Regions from separate parts of the Homo sapiens genome. Here region 1 is linked to region 2. Evidence: chromatin contacts called from ENCODE Hi-C or POLR2A ChIA-PET data. All regions are on one chromosome and are shown on one strand. The core of a region is the stretch at or near the end of the contact, and the rest is flanking DNA. Distances in the headings are between cores, read along the strand shown.

What was found. A loop is a pair of places that touch in the nucleus more often than their neighbours do. ChIA-PET counts read pairs that join two places held with the same protein, here RNA polymerase II (POLR2A). Pooled maps may share reads with other maps.
Region 1: a loop to region 2 is called in a map with no recorded cell type, with 4 times the contacts of the local background. The contact joins two enhancer-like sites. A Hi-C loop is called at or near these places in 5 of 168 maps with a recorded cell type or tissue (Caco-2, HepG2, PC-9 and 2 more), 6 of 37 single-sample maps with no recorded cell type and 8 of 50 pooled maps. POLR2A ChIA-PET finds 5 or more read pairs at or near these places in 16 of 52 experiments (A549, A673, AG04450 and 12 more).

The regions. Positions count from the first base shown.
Region 1 is chr3:58,069,477-58,076,034 of GRCh38, forward strand. The region is part of intron 1 of FLNB (filamin B); the gene reads left to right. Among named protein-coding and RNA genes, the nearest start is that of FLNB, 64 kb to the left of the region's middle. RefSeq lists an enhancer at 4,833-5,022. Within about 2 kb of position 4,040, at least 7 of the 41 ENCODE cell types and tissues checked have a DNase peak (open chromatin) inside an H3K27ac peak, as active enhancers do; they include B cell, where a contact is called at or near this core.
Region 2 is chr3:58,115,862-58,123,269 of GRCh38, forward strand. FLNB (filamin B) reads left to right here. Exons shown (of 46, transcript NM_001457.4): 19 at 3,011-3,128; 20 at 5,380-5,642; 21 at 7,232-7,408. Among named protein-coding and RNA genes, the nearest start is that of FLNB-AS1, 51 kb to the right of the region's middle. RefSeq lists a silencer at 482-631. Within about 2 kb of position 1,795, at least 23 of the 41 ENCODE cell types and tissues checked have a DNase peak (open chromatin) inside an H3K27ac peak, as active enhancers do; they include B cell, where a contact is called at or near this core.

The DNA.
Region 1 (6,558 bases), core at 2,790-5,289, 44 kb before region 2:
GAGGTCCTCCTGCCTCAGCCTCCCAAAGTGCTGGGATTATAGGCGTGAGCCACCATGCCCGGCCCATAGTTCAGTTCTTTAGGTGGTTCTTGGTGCTGCATATGAGATCTCTGCAAGAAGGACACGTCTGAGCCGGGTGGTTTAGAAGACCAGCATGGCCCAAGACCCTCAGAGCAACACCAAGAACCACCTAAAATTCTTTCTCAGACGTGTCCTTCTTGCAGAGATCTCACGTGCCCCAGGTTCGCTGCAGCGTTAGGGGTCAGCCTCCCTTTGGAGCAGGAGAGCAGGGGCCTTGGAGGTGGCAGTCATGGCCCTCCTAATTAATTGCTTGGCTCAGAGAAGTGACAAATTGAACATTTCAACCACCTGTTAATTCACAAGGTACTTCTTTTCATTTCTTGCTGCTTGCACAAAACACTTGGAGTATGGCTTGTGGATGTCTGGCCCTAGGGAAGAGTGTTTGGCACATAGCAGGTACTTAAGTATTAGGAAAATGAGGATGGAGGGGAGGGAGGGAACATTATTAAGCGGCCAACTGTGAGACAGGCATTGTGCTTGACTCTTTCTTTCTTTTTTTTTTTTTTTTTGAGACAGAGTCTCTTTCTGTCACCCAGGCTGGAGTGCAGTGGTGTGATCTCGGATCACTGCAACCGCGCCTCCTGGGTTCAAGTGATTTTCGTGCCTCAGCCTCCCAAGTAGCTGGGATTACAGGCGCCTGCCATTATGCCCTGCTAATTTTATTTTTAGTGGAGACAGGGTTTCACCATGTTGGCCAGGCTGGTCTCGAACTCCTGACCTCAGTGATCTGCCTGCCTCGGCCTCCCAAAGTGCCAGGATTACAGGCGTGAGCCACTGTGCCCGGCCGACACTTGGCATTCTCTAACCTACCTACTCCTTATAACAGCCCTGGGAAGTAGTTGACCATGGCCATTTCTATTTGGTAGATGAGGAAAAATAAGGTTCAGAGATGGATTGTTCAAACCGATGTATCTAGTCAAGCTACTGGTTCCCGAGCCTGTGTTTGCAACCCCTCTACCATGTAGCCTCTCCGGGTGGTAGAGATGAGGGGGCAGAGTGCACAGTGCATGGCATCCTGTTCCCCAGATGGCCAAGTCTTAGTGCGAGTGTGTGTGGCCTTGGTAACTTGTGTCAAGCACACACCCCATCTCTCTCTCTCTCTCTTTTTTTTTTTTTTTTTGAAACGGAGTCTCACTCGGTCACCCAGGCTGGAGTGCAGTGGTGCTATCTTGGCTCACTGCAACCTCTGCCTCCTGGGTTCAGGCGATTCTCTTGCCTCAGCCTCCCGAGTAGCTGGGACTACAGGCACATGCCACCACGCCCAGCAAATTTTTAGAAGAGACTGGGTTTCACCATGTTGGCCAGGATGGTCTTGAACTCCTGACCTCGTGATCTGCCCTCCTTGGCCTCCCAAAGTGCTAGGATTACAGGCTCTCTTGCTCTCTCTCTCTCTTGTTTTTTTTTTTTTGAGACAGAGTCTTACTTTGTTGCCCAGCTTGGAGTGCAGTGGCGTGATCATGGTTCACTGCAGCCTCGATCTCCTGGCTCAAGCAATCCTCCTGCCTCAGCCTCTCAAGTACTAGTTGGTACTAATGGGCATGCACCACTACACCTGACTAATTTTTTTTATTATTTGTAGGGACAGGGTGTCCCTATGTTGCCCAGGCTCTGGTCTTGAACTCCTGGGCTCGAGCTATCCTCCTGTCTCAGCTTCCCATAGTGCTGGGATTACAGAGATGAACCGCCTGGCCTACACACCCCTATCTCTCCTCGATTCTTTTTTTTTTTTTTTTTTTTTTGAGACAGAGTCTCCCTCTGTCTCCCAGGCTGGAGTGCAGTGGGGTGATCTTGGCTCACTGTAGCCTATGGCTCCCAGGTTCAAGCGATTCTTGTGCTTCAGCCACCCAAGTAGCTGGGATTACAGGCACACACCACCATGCCCAGCTAATTTTTGTATTTTGAGTAGAGACAGGGTTTCACCGTGTTAGCCAGGCTGGCCTCGAACTCCTGACCCCAAGTGATCCTCCTGCCTCGGCCTCCCAAAGTGTTGAGATTATAGGTGTGAGCCACCATGCCTGGCCTCTCCTTGATTCTTACAGTCACTTTGTTGGCTGTTTCTGACTCAGCAGCTACCTGCATTGTGGCCAAAGGATGACCTATTCCTTCTCAGGAGGGCAAAAATGTGGAATAGTGTCTGTCCATGCCTCTCCTCATGGGCTACCACCTCTGCCACCGTGGTTAATCAGTAACAACCAGGAGAGAAGCTGCTGGAACTGACCTCTGGGAACTCCCTGGATGGTTTGGTGCAGGAATGTAGTAGGCATACACGTGGTTGCGTGGATCTGGGCCCTCCTGATGTGAGTAGAGAGGTAAAAGGCCACCATCTCCTTGACCTCTGGGGAACTCATCCACAAAGAAGATGTTTCCAAGATGCTTCTGAAGATTGCCTAAAAATAGCCGGTTTCCACCCCCGTGAATGCATCCATTCTAGAATGCTCCTTCACCAGGACCAGAGAACTGATTTACAGAAGTGACATGAAAACATTCCATCCCAGAATTTGCAGTAGCTCAAATTAAGTTTCTAGCTATTAAAAAGAAAAGAAAACAAAACTAAACAAAACACACCCACCCTGCTCACTTAGAAGCAACACTGAGTAATTTTAAGTAGTTCGAGAAAATGTATGTGGTTTGAGGGTCAGGGTTGTCCAGAGCCAAGACCAGTTATGTGGGAATTGTTATTGGCTGGATTTGGGGAGGAGAAACCCATGGCCCAATTCCAACCCACTGAAATCTAAGCAGATTCTAGGTGGTTAGGCGGACCTGGTAGGCGTTGGTTTATTTTATTCCCGAAAAAGGCCCTGGAGCAAGTCTTCACATGGAATCCTGCTGAAAGGCTTCCGGCTCATCTGGCCTTTTCCTCCTCTTAAGGTTCTGCTCCATGTTTTACCCTCGGCGTAAACATTGCAGAGCACGTTCAGATCTGAAAAGTGTCTCATCTACGTGATGGTCAGACGTTGTTGACCCTGTGATGCTGTGTAACATTTCATTTTCGAGGCTTGGGGAGTCTCCTATTTCATGTGGATGGGAACCTGGAGGTCTTTGGGCAAGTCGCCATCTTTTTATTGTTCCAAGAGTTTGGTGAAGCGTTTGAACCTTCACCTGTCAAAATCAGTTTTGGAATGAGAACTGCTCTCTCTCTAGTCCTTATAATAGCAGAAGGAAGGTATCATTTATCCCAATGAGACCATAAAGGGGGCTTTCCCGTGTGGACACCCACCTTGAATTCAATTGGAAACAGAAATTCTGGGCATTGTATTTTTTGTAAATTTGGCTCAGACTTCAACTGGATCATATTTCCCCCAAAATCTTTTCGAAAAAGACTTGTGTCTCATTCCTTTAGACTAGCATGTGTAAGCTGGGTAAAAATAGAGCAAGCCGATTTCATGTTAATGATTTCATGTTAGGTTTGTGAATCAAATCTGCAAGTCTGCTTTTGAAAAGCATTTAACATATAACTTGGGAAAGTTTGAGTTTTGCAGACTAATGCCTGTGGCCGGATGAGACTTCATAGCTCCATCCAATCCCTCCTGGTGCAAGAGATCAATGCCTTGAGGGTGCCTGGCCACCACCATTACCCTGACAGTATACCCACTATTTATTTATTTATTTATTTATTTATTTACTTATTTATTGTTTACCCTTTTGAAGATTGCTCTTCTCCCTTTAACTTAAAGGAATTGGCATGGAAACTTGTTTGATCTGGAATTTCTGATAATCAGTAGGTAGTAACTCCGTAATCAATAGCACTTCAAAACAACAACCAAATAACAGGATAACTAATCCAAAAAATTCAGTCATGGTCAAGGACTTCCAGCTCAGGAAATGTCTGGTCCCGTGGGGTGGATTCCTTGGATAACCAAGTTCCGTGCAGGGCCTGGAGTTTTATGCAGACCATTGCTCCTTGATTGACCACAGGACCTCAAAAGGAGGGCTGGCTTCATGACCACATGACCCGTGTGCTCAGAAGGGCCCTGTACTTGGTTTATTGCTCTGCTGTTGCTGTCTTGAAGTTCTTAATTTTTTTTTTTTTTTTGGCACTGGGGAGTTGCAGTTTCAAACAACACTTATTCATTGTCTCACAGTTTCTGTGGGCCAGGAGTCCAGCCATGGCTTAAGACCAGGTCCTCTGCTCCGGGTCTCACGAGACTACAAGGAAGGTGCCATCTAGGGTGTGTTTTCATCTGAATGCCTAACTAAGGAAAAATCCACTTCATTCAGGTTCATTCAGGTTTTTAAAAGAATCCATTTCTGTGTGATTGTCCCACTGACAGGTCCCAGCTTTTTACTAGCTGTTGCTTGGAGGCTAACCTCAGGTTTTACAGGCTACGCTCATATCTCTGCCATGAGGCCTTCTGCATAGGCAATTCATAACACAGGTGCCTGTTTCCTCACAGCCAGCAAGAGAATCTGTCTCCTGTCTGCTAAAGTGGAGTTTCATGCATCGTAATATGGTCATGGGAGTAATAGCCCGTCACCTCTGCCATTTTTCTGTTGGTTAGAATAAAGGCACAGGTTTTCCCCACACTCAGGAAGAACCCATGATATAAAGGCTTTCAGTAAAGGAGACGACAAACAGAATATGGAATGATCAGAATTACTCTTATGACCCAGACCAAGAACATCAGCATTACCTACGAATTTATTGGAAATTCAAATTCTCCTGTTTCACCCCAGGCCTGTTAAATCAGAAACTTTAAAAGCGAGCCCAGCATTCTGTGGTTTAACAGATCCTTCAGGTGATTCTGACACCTGCTGAATTTTGAGAACCACTGGTCTAGAGGCAGGCAGGTCTTGCTCCCCTAGGAGTTAAGTTTGATGTATCTTCTGGTAATACTGAGAAATGAGCTGGGAAATGGTTCCAAAATCAGATTATCCTCCCCAGGATTAACAAGACTCATACTTGCAAAAGAGAGTGAAGAAGAGAAACTAAAAAAAGCAAGAGGCTGTGTGTGAAGCTAGATTCAAACAGTTAAAGACAGCAACACATGGCAAAGGATGGGAATTTGAGGAAGTGGGTAGTGAAAGCAATTCTTGAGCTAAATTACAAGAAAACACGGTGAATTTGTATCTGTTTCCTATATTTAGGGGGCTGGCTTAAACGTTAGTGATACATTTGGGGAGTAGAAAATGGATGTTGGTGTGAAGTTCTTAAGTTTTGGACAAGGAACCCTGTATTTTCATTTTTCTCTGAGCCCCATGAATTATGTAGACAGTCCTGCTTCGAAGTTATTATTTATACAATTCATTATAGAGAAAGTCCTTGGGAACCTTAACTTTGAGTGAGGATTGCTTGAGTTAGTTTTTCTTACCAGCCACTCCATGATACTCTTTGTTTTTTCCAGGTTAGATGATCGAGTTTTATTATGACTGAATCTGCACCTGCAAAATTAATTCTGATTAATTAATTTAATAATTAAATTCTGATGATTTCTCTCTGATGGTTTGGGTGTGGGCTCTTAAAGAGGGTCTTTTTTTGCAAGAGGATATAACAATAATCAGGTTAATTAAAAAAATAAGGCTCTCACCCTTTCATTTTTGAGTGGCATGCCATGCACCCCTTATCAGCATGTGAGTATGCTTTTCATGTGGTCGTGGTTGGGTTTCATTAAGTGTAATTTGGCATGTGTTCAACCAGCATTCAGGTGGCTCTTGGTGGGTGGCTGGGGAGACACCAAGATGCAGATAGCTCAGTCACTCCTCAACAAGCGGCTTAGTTCTGGAATGAGGTGGGAGGCCAAGGAACTCACACATAAATGCTGGTGGGAGTGAAGTGCCACCAGCTGTAGAATCTGGTGTCAGAATGATGAGCCAGGAGTTATCCCACAGGAGGATGGGTGAAGGTCTTCCCATCAAAGGGATAGAGAACATGTGAAGAGGTCCAGGGGCTCAGGGCAAGATGTAGTCCAGGAACAAGGAGTCTTTGAGCCTGCAGTATGGTGGGTGGAAGTGGCAAGAGTGGAAAGCGGATTGGATGGGGTTTATGTAGGTTCTGAGGTGCTGTGTATGTTTAAGGAGCTGATTGTGTGCAGCGGGAACCCTGGTGAATTTGGAAGCACAGAGGCACCTGACGAGAAAGATGGTTCTGGGGTTATGTGAACAGTGATTCGGCTTCAAGGCTATCAAAGACAAAAATGTTTATTGGGAGGGTATAGAAAAGGGTTTGCCAAAAGAGTTAGGTAGGGATAGAATTGACACATTGTGGAAACTATACCCAGAGTTTAAGAGGTGGAGTCCAGGATAGTGCCCATGTTTGTAGCTTGGGGTCCTGGTAGAATGGGAGCTGGCTATGGAGTATCTTTGTTGGAGAGTGGGTATAGGGAAACGGAGAGAGAGAGAAAGTTGCAGGGGGTGCGGGAGATGGATAGCTGCAGAGAAGGCAAGGGCAGGGAAAGTGGAAACAAATGGCAGTGAGACTCCTGGAAGGTGCTGGCCAGGGGCATGGCATGGCATGTTCTGTTAAGCAAGGAAAGGACTAGA
Region 2 (7,408 bases), core at 545-3,044:
CTGGGGTCCTTCTTGTTGTTTGTTGCTTGGAGCTGGGTTTATTGTTTCATTATTTGGGCAACTTGCAATTCTGCCTATTTTTCTATGGCAAAGAACACATTAAATCTCTCCTTAGATTGAATTTCCTTCCCACCCCCACCCCCAGCACAGAGCCTGGCCCTATAAGTGCTCTGTGTGGATTAATGGCTGTGAGTGAGCGAATAAATGACATGGCGCCTGGATTCACAAGCGGAGATGGCCTAAGAACGTTGTAATCTGGTAGAGGAGTGATGCCAACACCTCCTCATTCTCCTTTGAACTCTGTTTTCTGAAGAGCAGCTAAAAGCTCAAGACTGGGCTAAGGAAGTGTGCCCTTGGATGTGGTTAAGAGACCTGGGTCAGCCCAGAAAGCCACCCCCTGACACGGGGGAGGGAGCATACTTTGAGGGCTGACACCCACAGGCACACCTTCTCATGGTAGTTTTAGGGTATAACAGGCTGGAAATCCCCAGAAAGGTGGCTGCTTGGGCATGGGTGTGTCCTGGCCTGGTGTGGGCGCTTCCCCCTCAGAACACAGGCTGTGCCACGTGGGGAGCCGAGGTCCTGCCTGAGTAACCCAGGTCCCTGATTGCTGGTTTTGCTCCCTGACACCTGCAGGCCTGCCACTCCACCTCGCAAAGTCCCTGAGTGACAGCTTGCAGGTGCTTGCCTGCCTGGGGTGGATGAGTGATGTGGATGGCTGTAGGATCCTGTGAGTCCCTTGAGGATGCAAAAGTAGAGCGCGTTTTGCCTTAGAGGAATGGACTTGTTGGCTTGGGGCTTGAGGACCCTCCCAGAGGTCAAAGACTCGGTTTTATAGAAGGGAAGTGATTTCCCTGAGGACTTTGGTCTTCTCTTCTCTTGGTTGTGGGTGGCTTCAAGCAGCTTAAATTTCTCACCGCACGTTCCCCTGCGCAGAGCAGTTTGAGAAGCTGGTGGCAATGTCTCCATTACGTGCTGTGCTGGGAGCCACTAGGATTGGGGACCACTCCATGTAGTACTCTGGCACCTTTAGAAATCCCTGTGAGCTCACAGACCCTCACAGAGTAACAGCTTCTACCTTGAAATGTTCTTAACGTGGTGGTCCTGGCTGCTCCTGGAGGGCCCTAAAAGGGATGGTGCTGAGGGTGGCTCTCTCAGTCCCATCCTCTTCTGAGCTGTCTGGTCAGTGTCTTGTGTATGTATATTTTGAAGAATAAGATTCAGGTTTCAGAAGCATGTAGAGGAGAGTGAAACTGTCTTGCAGCCTGCGAAGTCGTGGCGAAATGCACTGGCCATCACTACCCAGACATCCCTCACTTCATAGCCCTGTTGGGGAATAAACACAGTCCATTCCTTAGTTGGGGCCTCAGGGGACACTTTAAAATGCTGTAGGCATTGTAGGTGTAAATCTCCGAGATTTTTTCCCTCCCCCTTCTTAGGTTATTTAAGGTACAGTTCATTTTCTATCTGAGTTTTTGTTTTGTTTTTGACTGGTAACAAGAGCATACTTTCTTTTATGGGATGGGTGGGCTTAACTGGAAGAGGGTTTTTCCCTCTCTTTTTTAGCACTTCAGAGAAGAGGCCAGAAAACTTTATGCGGGTGAGGGAGGAGGTATCCCCAAGACCTCTGGTTAGCCTGAGGTCTGCTTAGTGAGCCCCTGAATTGTTAGGGGCTGTGGGGAAACGGAAGCTCGGGAAGAGTTGGCACGTTGGGAATGCCACGTTGGCTGAAGTAGCGAGTCAGTCCTGCCTTAAACAGTACAAAAAGGAGACCTTTCCTGCCCCTTGGCTGGCTCCCAGCTCTGTTGAATTTGACCTGTACACATTTTACCAGGAAATGTTGTTCACATGAGGCAGGGGGCCAATTGGTTTTGTGTGCAGTGCTTAAAAATGCTGGAAAATTAATCCTCTCTTCATTGATGCAACCAGTTTTTTTTTTTTTTTCTTGGCCTTTACCCCCTTCCTTATTACAAAAGGAATGTGACAAAATATACATAGGCCAAATGCTACACCCTTTTAACACTTGATCAGCAACAGCTTTCAGCAGGGCCTGCATTCCAGCAAGGCTGCTGGATTCTTGGGGGGAACTCGTCTCTCCCTCACACTTTCCTGTTACATTATGCCTGGCCGATTGTGGTGAAGGGGATCTTGATCTACTGAGACAGCCATGAGATTTCTTGGAGCCTCGATTTGGAGGGAGGGAACTTGGCCAACCATGGAGAGAAGAAGCCGGCTGTGTGCCAGCCTGGAACCGGCGAGAGGAGAGAAATGGCGCACACATGGCTATCGCGTGCCACCCGGCCACCCGTGAGGGTGCCTGCCAATCCTGCAAGCACCATCTGCCTTCACACTTGCAATTTTATTTTCTTTCACATGGAAATGGAAGTTCAGATATTGTGCGATGGTCTTAGCACAGGTCTAGGTGAACTCTTGCAAATCCCTGTTGCAGCCTGGGGGCCTCAAACTGATTCCTAGGACAGAAATGGTTCTGTTTGGTGAGTGGCCCCAGGCCCAGCTGCACTGGCTGGCACTGGGTATGATGATGGGGAGGTGGTGTGGCAGAGCAGCTAGGACACAGATTTGGGGGCCATGGGTATGAGGCCCAGCTCGCACCCTTACCAAGGTGTGTGACTTGGGGCACGTTCCTTTACCAGTCTGAGCCACAGTTTCCTCTCCTGAAAAAATGAGATGACAGTAGGAACTACCCCTTAGGACTGTTTTGATCTTGAATTGAGGAAATGCATAAAAGCACATAGCATGGTGCTTGGTGTGTAGAAAATGCTCATTAAGTTGCTTCTGTTATTATTAGCTGCTCTTATTTGATCTAATTTTTCTGTTATTCTTGCCTTGTGGTCAAAAGCTAGAAGAAATAGATCTAAGATACTTTCTACATTGATTGGAATCAAGTCTCCCCTGTCCGTGAGAAGAATGAGGGATCTTGAGGGGATTTTAAATGCCAAGTTAGCTTTTTGGTACCCAAAGGTAAACTGAGTTTTCTCTCTTGTTCCAGGGCAACATGCAGGTTCTGGTGACTTACGGTGGCGATCCCATCCCTAAAAGCCCTTTCACTGTGGGTGTTGCTGCACCGCTGGATCTGAGCAAGATAAAACTCAATGGGCTGGAAAACAGTAAGTGCCTGAATGGAGAGCAGATGGGTTGTTGATGACCCCCCAACGTGGCTGCTGGTTAGATTTTCTTCAAAAGGTGAAATTTGCAGAGAAGCAAATTCTATGTTAAGAGACTTTGCAGTTGCACAGACTTTGGTTCGAATTAAGGCCGTGGTGTGAAGTAACTGTGACTGTGTCTGCCCCTTAGCCACACCGAGACTCAGCTTTCTCATTTGTACAGTGGGGGGTGGTCGGCGGGGAGAGGTTGAGAACACCCATGGGAATATTTTGAAAATTATATGAGCTAATGGTTCAGAGGCTGGCACGTAGTCAGCCCCCTGGCATTGCAGTAGGAAGTTTTCATTAAAAAGAGAATTTGGGCTATGTTGCTTTCTGATGAGTTTCTAACTGTGCCAGCTATCCTTGGCAACTGAATCCGCACTAAGGTTGCGAGTCAAGCATAAATGCCAAATCCCTGGCACTCAGAAGTCACTACCACCACACCTCTGCCCCATCCCAATGTTCCTTTAGCTTGTTAGGGATTTTACTAGTATAAGCTCATTTCGCTTATTTTCAATTTTCTGATTATTTTTTAGTAGGGAAAATTTCAAACAGAAAAGGAAAGAGAATAGTATAACATGAACACTGATGTACTTATCACTCAGCTTCAGATGTGCAACACATGCTCATAAAATGATTTTTTTATACAAGTAAAAATATATCCATTTTTCATCTAAAAAACATTACAGTTAAGGGATAATTCCACTTTAACCCTCACCTCTCCTTCTCCCTAGGGTTAACCAAAGTTTTCAATTCAGTTTCTGTTCTTCCAGATCTTCTCTCTGCATCTATACATATAGATGTGCCTGTGGAACACATTTGGCTGTATTTATTTTGCATTAAAGTTGCCCTGCTGTATAAACCTACTTCTTCGGCCTGCCTTCCAACAGTGCATCTCGGGAATCATTCACTCCTACATCTTTTCCGTCTGTGTTTACTGCTGAGTGGCTCCAGACTGGATGTACCTCAGGGCTCACATTCACCTGGTTTCAGGCTTACTGAGGCAGGGCTGAGTGCATACCCCCAGGACGGGGCCTCCTGTATTCACCTGTGAGGGTTTCTCCAGAGTACCACTAGCAGTGCCATTAGTGAGCATCTTCCTTCACTCGTGACCCAAGTGCACAAGTTGCAAGCAAGGCCAGCTCCCAGTTGCAGAGATCCAAAGTGAGAGCTCACTGTTGGCTTTTGTGGCTGGAGCAGCCAGCTCTGAGTGTGTAAACGTCCACTGCCCAACCCTGTCATGTGTCCCCTTGTCACTCCTTTCCCCAAGACACTGAGAGCTTTGACTCCAGAACAGGAAAAGCAGGGTGCCAATTAGGAAAGCCTCTTTTCCGGTGGGAAGTAGCGATCCGGGACCTCCTTGCCTGTGGTTCGGCAGTGTCCATCTTGCCAGGCCCTATGTTCCTTCAGAGTCAAGGTTCTCTGGGTTGTGGCAGGGGCCCTGTGTTCCCAGTGCTTTTGTTTTGGGTAAAGTCCTTTCCCTGTTCTTGTCTAATCTAACACTTGGGCTTCCTGCAGCCCTGCTTTGCAGAGACCTTTTGGAAACCATCACGGTACAGTCAGTTCTCAGCACTTGCTTCAATCGGCTCGCATTTGGCAGCTCTGTGACTTCTGCTTTCTTGAGGGGGAGGGGTGCCTATAAGATGGAGTTGGCTGCCAAGAATTAGTAAATAAAACATTGACTTATGAGGGTGTTTGGATATCAAGTTAACACCAAAAGTAAGTAAATAAGAGACGACAGTGTCAGATTACAACTTTCTGGTCAGCAAAGATTGTGGGGTCAGGTAAATTTCACTTTGAGTCCCAGCTTGGCAGGCTGCTGCATATGTCACCCTGGACAAGTTACTTAACCTCTCTGAGCATCAGTTTCCCCATCTGTGAAAGCCATTGGTTAATAATAAATACCCCATAGGATTGTGGTGAAAATTAAGACAATAACCTATTTGTGCTTGGCATATAAAATGCATTCAGTAAATGATAGCCGTTATTGCTGTCATCACTAATTGATTATTGTGCCGACACTTGTTGTTACTGAGGCTGAGATGCTGATGATACTTACTCAGCTTTGCTGCTTGTCCTCTGCAGCAGCTGTTGCTTACAGTGGAGGCTGAGATAAGTCCCCGTGTCCAAAGAACCATTGCTTCTGTGCTCTGGATTGTTCCTGCTGCTGAAAAGGGTCAGCTCTTCACCTCAGCTTGTGTTTCTTTTCCAGGGGTGGAAGTTGGGAAGGATCAGGAGTTCACCGTTGATACCAGGGGGGCAGGAGGCCAGGGGAAGCTGGACGTGACAATCCTCAGCCCCTCTCGGAAGGTCGTGCCATGCCTAGTGACACCTGTGACAGGCCGGGAGAACAGCACGGCCAAGTTCATCCCTCGGGAGGAGGGGCTGTATGCTGTAGACGTGACCTACGATGGACACCCTGTGCCCGGGAGCCCCTACACAGTGGAGGCCTCGCTGCCACCAGATCCCAGCAAGGTCAGCCTTTGCTTTTGTCCCAGAACTTGTCTCATTGCTGTCAAACATGACACCATAGTCCTTCTCTGGTTCTTCCTGGCAAAGACCTTCTGAAAATCGTTTTGTGATGAAAGTTAGCACAATTCACTGTGAAAGGTCCCCTGGGTAGGTGGGTCACAACCCTGCTCCTCCTCTTGCTCTCTGACTACAAGACTTTGGTGAGGGGCTCCCTGTCCCAGAGTCTTCTTTCTTCGCTTGTTAGCATAATCACAGTCCTCACTACAAAGCCAGCCTGTAAGGGGTAGGTGAGTTAGCAAACGTGGAGGCCTCTGCCCAGCACCCAGCTCACAGACGGAGCTCACCCTCCAGAAGCTAGAATCATGTAATATAAAAATACATTATTCTGGCCAGGCGCGGTGGCTCATGCCTGTAATCCCAGCACTTTGGGAGGCCGAGGCGGGCGGATCATGAGGTCAGGAGATCAAGACCATCCTGGCTACCACGGTGAAACCCCGTCTCCACTAAAAATACAAAAAATTAGCTGGGCATGGTGGCGGGCACCTGTAGTCCCAGCTACTCGGGAGGCTGAGGCAGGAGAATGGTGTGAACCTGGGAGGCGGAGCTTGCAGTGAGCTGAGATCACACCACTGCACTCCAGCCTGGGCGACAGAGCAAGACTCCGTCTCAAAAAAAAAAAAAAAAAAACCACAAAAAAAAACATTATTCTTGGCTGGGCGCAGCGGCTCACGCCTGTAATCACTGCACTTTGGGAGGCCAAGGTGGATGGATAACTTGAGGTCAGGAGTTTGAGACCAACCTGGCCAACATGGTGAAACCCCATCTCTACTAAAAATACAAAGATTAGCTGGGTGTGGTGACGCATGCCTGTAATCCCAGCTACTCGGGAGGCTGAGGTGGGATAATCGCTTGAACCTGGGAGGCAGAGGTTGCAGTGAGCTGAGATTGTGCCACTGCACTCCAGCCTGGGCAACAGAGTGAGATTCCGTCCCCTCCAAAAAAAAAAAAAAAAGTTCATCGTCATTTCTTCATAGTAACCCTGACTCAAGGGGTTTTGGAAGATTTCCAGTGGTCTCAATGGTGTGAATCCTATGAAGGTGTCTTATTTGTTGAATTAGAGGTGAAAGCCTCCTTCCTCACTCTTTTTTAGAAACAGTTTAGTTTTATTATTATGCAGAATTTGTTGAGCAAATTGCAACAGCCCAAGCCACAGCTAGCTCCACAAGAGCCCTTCCATGAGCCCTCAACCTGGGATCTCGTGTATCTTTGTTGGAATGGACATTAGGTTTCCAAGTCCAGGCCTGTGATTTAGAAGGGTCAGGTTGGGTAGGAGAGAGGAGAGTCTTGGAGGGGCTGCTCCATGGGGGTCACACCTCTCTCCTGTGGGTTTTCGCTGGTGATTGAGTTCTGAGGCATTTGCTGCATTGACTGTTGTAGCTTTAACTCGTGTGCACGTGTGACACATAAAGCCCCAAGAGAAGGGCTGCCTGGCTCAGATGCACTTCCATGCTGATTATATGCATGGGTGTTGAAAGCAGTGCTGGCTGAGCAGCGATCCCAGTGCAGTTTGACTTTATTCTTTGCTCAAATAGGTGAAGGCCCACGGTCCCGGCCTCGAAGGTGGTCTCGTGGGCAAGCCTGCCGAGTTCACCATCGATACCAAAGGAGCTGGTACTGGAGGTCTGGGCTTAACGGTGGAAGGTCCGTGCGAGGCCAAAATCGAGTGCTCCGACAATGGTGATGGGACCTGCTCCGTCTCTTACCTTCCC